Regions from separate parts of the Homo sapiens genome. Here region 1 is linked to region 2. The links are chromatin contacts, found by Hi-C or POLR2A ChIA-PET in ENCODE. All regions are on one chromosome and are shown on one strand. The core of a region is the stretch at or near the end of the contact, and the rest is flanking DNA. Distances in the headings are between cores, read along the strand shown.

What was found. A loop is a pair of places that touch in the nucleus more often than their neighbours do. ChIA-PET counts read pairs that join two places held with the same protein, here RNA polymerase II (POLR2A). Pooled maps may share reads with other maps.
Region 1: a loop to region 2 is called in a map of cardiac septum, with 5 times the contacts of the local background. The contact joins two enhancer-like sites. A Hi-C loop is called at or near these places in 5 of 168 maps with a recorded cell type or tissue (Right ventricle myocardium inferior, cardiac septum, heart left ventricle and 2 more) and 5 of 50 pooled maps. POLR2A ChIA-PET finds 5 or more read pairs at or near these places in 1 of 52 experiments (AG04449).

The regions. Positions count from the first base shown.
Region 1 is chr5:123,808,967-123,811,817 of GRCh38, forward strand. No RefSeq gene overlaps it. Among named protein-coding and RNA genes, the nearest start is that of CSNK1G3, 300 kb to the left of the region's middle. Within about 2 kb of position 1,390, at least 4 of the 41 ENCODE cell types and tissues checked have a DNase peak (open chromatin) inside an H3K27ac peak, as active enhancers do.
Region 2 is chr5:123,751,063-123,754,234 of GRCh38, forward strand. No RefSeq gene overlaps it. Among named protein-coding and RNA genes, the nearest start is that of CSNK1G3, 240 kb to the left of the region's middle. Within about 2 kb of position 1,694, at least 2 of the 41 ENCODE cell types and tissues checked have a DNase peak (open chromatin) inside an H3K27ac peak, as active enhancers do.

The DNA of each region.
Region 1 (2,851 bases), core at 140-2,639, 58 kb after region 2:
AAATGCAAGGGAGTCATCAGAGGCCTGATCAGCATCCAACATTCTATTTCTTTTGGGGATTGTGTTCTAAGATTAGAGATAGCATTTGGCTCCTGAGAGTGTTTTCCCTGGGCTTAGTTGGGAATGCAGGTGTTTTGCTTGAGAAATTGGGGCTGGAAACAGTGAGAAACCCTCTGTTTTTGAAAGGTAACAATTTGGAGAACTGAAAACCTTCACTTCCTTTCCATAAGGATGAACAGAAGTCCTTTCATTCACATCCATCATATTTTATTTCGGATTCAGAAACCTTTTAATTTCAGCAGAAATCTCAGCATATGTTATCTTGCTCCAAAACAGCAAACGATGGCTTAAAATATATTCATGCATTTGAAGTGCTCACTCTCAAAACAATATATATATATATATGTATATTTCTACTCATATGGCACATATTTCAGCAATTTTGTAGAGTTTTTTTTCTCTTTCTTCTTCCTCTTGCTTTAAACTATGCAAGCACGAAGCAAATATAAAGAGAATTCAAGAGCATTTTGTAATTCTTGAAAGGTTAATTGCACTATTTATAGACCAAACTGTAAAGCAAAAACCCTCAGCGTGACCCTTCAGGGTCACCGTAGTAATAGCAACCTCAGTGGAGACCTGACCAGTCATGAATTACTGTCTGTGATACTGAGAATGCTGACAGTTCAATCACAGCACTGTTTCAATAGAGAACTCCATATATTTAAAGCGCTGATACTGTTTTCCCTCTAAATGACAGGCTTGACAGATGGGCCAAAAGCACCGCAGACGTTTGAACAAGGAAATAGAGAGGGAGCCTGCTGGAAGCTGGGCCTCATGCAGCCAGGCGAGAATGATGAATAGAGTGTGATTGTGTCTGACAGGTAGTAATATAACTATTCATTCACCACAGAACACCTGGAGCACACTATATTAAATGGTACAAGATGGAGAGATTCTGTGACAAGAATAGGAAGTGTGAATTCCGGGCTGAGTTTAGGTACAGCAATATAAGAGGTCAGGGGTCAAGCAATATAAACTGCCTCCGAGAAGGCTGTAATTAAATTATTTGCTTACTAAAGTGTTTCTAATGTTTTGCTAACATGTTGCCAGGATGATTACTTCAGCATGTCTGAACATTTCAGATAGAAGCAGCTTCCTCCTCTCTCTCTTTTATTTTCTCTCTCTCTCTCCCTGATAACTCTCGTTATTATTATTACTTTTTTATCATCTGAAGTCTCTTTCTCTCTTTCTGGCTCTGTTGCTACTGCTCCAAATAATAGTCCTGGAAAAATCAAGAGAGAGGTTGACTGGCCAGAGAGCTGTCATCCCAGCAAAAGCACCTCCTGTGACCCCGGTGTCACTCTGCTTGGATGAGGGTGGCATGGAAGTCAGTCATTATCGGGTCATATGACTGGTGGCATTCTTTCATGTGCGAAGCAGGAAAGAAAGCTGAAAGGACTGCAGGCCTCATGGAGGGACAAGGGTGTGTCTGCAAATGTTTGCCTTTTGCCTCTGAAGTCAGTGAAAACACTGAGATGCTGCTGACCAGCTAAAGAATTATTTTCAAAGCAAAGGGTGAGGTTAGGGCCGGGGATTTCAACAGAGTTGGACTATTTTGCAGACCATGTGACTGACCTCTTCTACAACCTTCCACTGCACACATGCTAAATATTGCTACACCTGCTTCAGTATTAATTTTTAATTACCGTGTCTGATTGTCACATTCTGAAAGCTTTATTCCCAGGAAGTATCATGTCATAAGACATGATTGAGCAGACTCTTTCCAATTTGGCATTTTAACTTATGTATGCGTGTATTATATATCACTTACATATACAGAAAAGACATAAAATGTCAGAGTTAAGATAGCGCTCCATTTCACAATGTGTGTGTGTGTATGCGTGTGTGACAGCACATGCATTTATATTCTGCATTTTGAGTCCCACTAATAAACAGGAAGCCGGTAGTGAACCCTAGTTTTTTTTTTTTTTTCTAAGGTCCTTGGGAAAGGAAACACTTGGTGGTGGCTTTTACATGGGCAAATGTTCATCAACTGCCGCCTCAAATTAGTTTTGCTTGTCACTTTCTTTATTCACAGGATCCTGTGACAGCCAAGGAAGGTTACAGTGCTGCCGTTGCTGTGCTATTTGGAGGGTCCCTTTGGGAGCTGAGAGGCTGGTCACTTTTGTCTTTTCACATTCCATTTTCTCTTTTTGTCTTTGAGGCTGATTTGGCTGGTATGAAGATGGCTCCGACAGCAGGCTCACTGCCTATGTAAAAGCCCCATGTACCCAACCTCACAATTTCAGATTTGCCTTGCTTATGGAAAACACATTGTAAATAGGTGTAGTTCTTTTTTCCCAGCTTACTGCGGTGGGAGACCATGGGTTAACACTTACGAAAAGATTTTGCATGTGACCTCTCTGATTAGCTATGGAAAACAAAATCCAATTAAAGCAGCACCCCCTCCCCCATATAAACCCTACCAATCTTGCACCTTCCCTTAGCACTCCTTCACACCGTTCTTTTCCTGCTGGTATTGCTCAGCTATTTTAAATATTGTTGGTTATTGACTGAATTACAGATATTTCTATATCTTTATCTGTATCTATAAATCTTCATATATTTTATCTGGCTCATCCTATGAAAGAATATTTAATAGCTGTTATCTCTATTCTGGCCCCAAAAGAATGTGTTCTTGAGAATTGGACAAATGTGCAAAATCCTATGAGACACACCAAATAAGAGTACATAATAAAACCTCTCCTTTTTTTTCAGTCTTGGTGAGATTTCCCCATATTAGTCTTCTTTGTGGATATCAAGTGCAGATACTTTTTGTAGACATACAACC
Region 2 (3,172 bases), core at 444-2,943:
GTCCTGCTGCATTCGAAGTGGCTGAACCCAGACCCATAAACTCACTGTCATCTTGTAGACTTTGATTTTAAAGAATCCAGAGTGTAACATCACATACCATGTCAAAAAGAGACATAACAAGCTATCAGTGGTCAGTGAAAACTCTGTGCCTAGACTGCAGTGCCTTTTTGCTTTGCCCCTGTTGTGTGAACTGACTAGTATCTCAGTATTAAATTTGGTTTGTGTAGCTATTGCATTGTATTAGTGATAAGTTTGGCACATATTTTAGTCATATAATTTCTACACATCCAGGTTTATTGATTTTTTTTAAGGAAACTAATAATAAAAGAAAACATGGCTAATAAACAGCTTGGTTCATACAGATATTTCTGGCCAGGCACAGTGGCTCACGCCTGTAATCCTAGCACTTTGGGAGTCCGAGGTGGGCGGATCGCGAGGTCAGGAGATCAAGACCAGCCTGGCCAGCATGGTGAAGCCCCGTCTCTACTAAAAATACAAAACTTAGCCGGGCATGGTGATGCGCACCTGTAGTCCCAGCTACTTGGGAGGCTGGGGTAGGATAATCCGTTAAACCTGAGAGGAGGAGATTGCAGTGAGCCAAGATTGCGCTACTGCACTCCAGCCTGGTGACAGAGCGAAACTCCGTCGCAAAAAAAAAAAAAAAAAGATATTTCTATGTAATACATTTAATGTATTTAGAAATGTGTTGAAAGTTAAAATAACACAGGATAATTTTCACTATAATTGGATAGATGGGAGAGTGGGGATTTACTGAGCCAGGGAAGGAATTAGAGTGATTGATCTGGGAGCAGAGTCCTTTTCTATGTCTAGTTAATTACAGTGCTCAGAACCTTGTGAACAATGCTGAATGTGGAATTATTAAATTTGATGGTTGGGGAATGATTTTAAAACTTACTAACAAATCCTCTTAGTTTTATAAGGGATCCCCAATTTCAGTAATCCACAGAAGACTAAGCACTTCCAGGACTAACAAAAATTTCTTGTTTTGGTAATTAAAAAATTAAATCTCTCCCTGAACCCCTCCCTCAAAGAAAACATGATTTTTCTGGCATGATTTTTTCAAGTTGAAACACACTGAATTCCTATTATAATCCTGGTTTCGAGGGAATTTTTAGGCTAGAACTGTGTCTGCCTTGAAATGAAAAAGATGATATTCAGGGAGAAACGGTGATTGCACTCTTTTAATTTACTAGAACCTGTCTAGATGTTTAACATTTAAGTATTCAGAGAGTTCTCAAGGTCCTGTTGGGGGAAAATACATGTTTAGTGATTGGCCAGATTTTCTTAAAGTTGTTATTTTATTTCTAGGTATATATCTGGAACTTCACTTGAGTGATTTAACAGTTTTCCACAGTGGGTAGAGTTGGGGAGGCTCTTCTCTGAAGTGGTGGGAGAAGGGGTGGAAAGTTACAAAATATTGAAATGTACAGTTGAGAGCCACATATTCTGCTTTAATTTTCAGGCCTTTTCCTTTTGCCTTCCAGTTATGGCTGATGGTAGAGGAGAGGAGGCTTTGGCTCACGTTCAATGTGTTTCTTAAAGCGCTGTGGAGGAAGAACAAAACCTCCTCTTCAAAGGCGTTCTCTGTGGCGCCTATTTCAGGATTAAACAGTTTTAGGCTCTGTTATGACTTTCATGGAGTCATGGCTGTTTTTTTATTGAGGTCAACATCTCCTTCTGTTCCCCAGCAAATCCCAGGGAAGTGTGAGTCAGAGTCAATGAAATCACACTGGGAATGAATGGTGGTGTTACACTGTCAGACCCAGAGTTGCGTGTTTCTGCAGATGATTGTTGTACTGGACAACAGAGCAGACAATGAAGATTTTAAAATATATATGTGTTGTCAGTAAAAAGGAGCTAATTAGGATAGCTTTAATTTGGGGTCTGGTCTGAGAGCCAGGAGATCTGGAATTCTGCCATGAATGGGCTTTGTAATCTTGAGCAAGCAACTTAACATTTCTGGGCTTCAATTTTCCCACTTAAAAGTAAGACTGCATGATCTCTAAAGTTTCTTTTGGCAAGATGGTTCTATAATTTTCCTTTAGTTTACCACAAAGAGCCTTGGGCCAGAAAATTCCCTGAAAACTTCTTTTTAACATAAGATAAATCTGATGAATACCACCAATGTAAAAATAAATCATTAATAGGTGCATATGTTATTTGTAGTAGTATTTGTTTCTTAAATGCTAATCTTTGGTAAATTGCTTGATCATTTGGTATGCAACATACTGTAAGTGTATTACATATTGTATTTGTATTTTATATTTGGAAGTGCCACTGAGCGTTACATATGGCTGTTCTGGATTTGTCAATAATATTCCCTGTGCATTCCATATGGGAACAGCTATGCAGTCCTTATATGGTAATATCCCTTTTACTTTATATGGTGCCATTTATGATTTGTATAATTTATTCATATGTGTTTTATAGTCTTGCACTTTCTCAAAATATACCTTTAAGAAGAAAATAATAATTAGAATAGCTCTGTATAATAAAATTCCCGTCTCCCTTCTCTCCCCTCCCCTCCCCTCCCCTCCATTCTCCCCTCCCCTCCATTCTCCCCTCCCCTCCATTCTCCCCTCCCCTCCATTCTCCCCTCCCCTCCCCTCTCCTCTCCCCTCCCCTCCCCTCCTTCCCTCCCTCCCTCCCTTCCTTCCTTCCTTCCTTCCTTCCTTTTCTCTTTCTATAAACTATTAACTGACTCTAAGGAAGATTATTTTCTAGACGAAAATCTGTAATTTATGTTGTTAACTTTCAGGAATGCTTTCAGATAGCAAAATCATATGTATTTAACTTGTATATTATTTAATCTTGGTTAAATATAACTTCAAATTTTGTTTCATATCTTTAAATCTTACATTTTCATAAGGACATGTAATTGTGACTGTAGTTCTTTATATATTTTACATATTAATATCATTTATATTGTGAAGGCTTAAAAAGGGTAAAGATTATACCTGCTAATAATTCACTTTGTTTTGATTCAAACTCGTATGCCTTAATTGAAATGGCATACAGCAAGAAACGCTCCACTTTGTGTAAGAAAGCATCACTTTTTATTGTCATGAATTAGCTATGAAATGGTCTCATTTTCAAAGAGATATGCAGGACATATGCTTGCACATTCTGTTAGCAGTTAGTGATCCAAGTG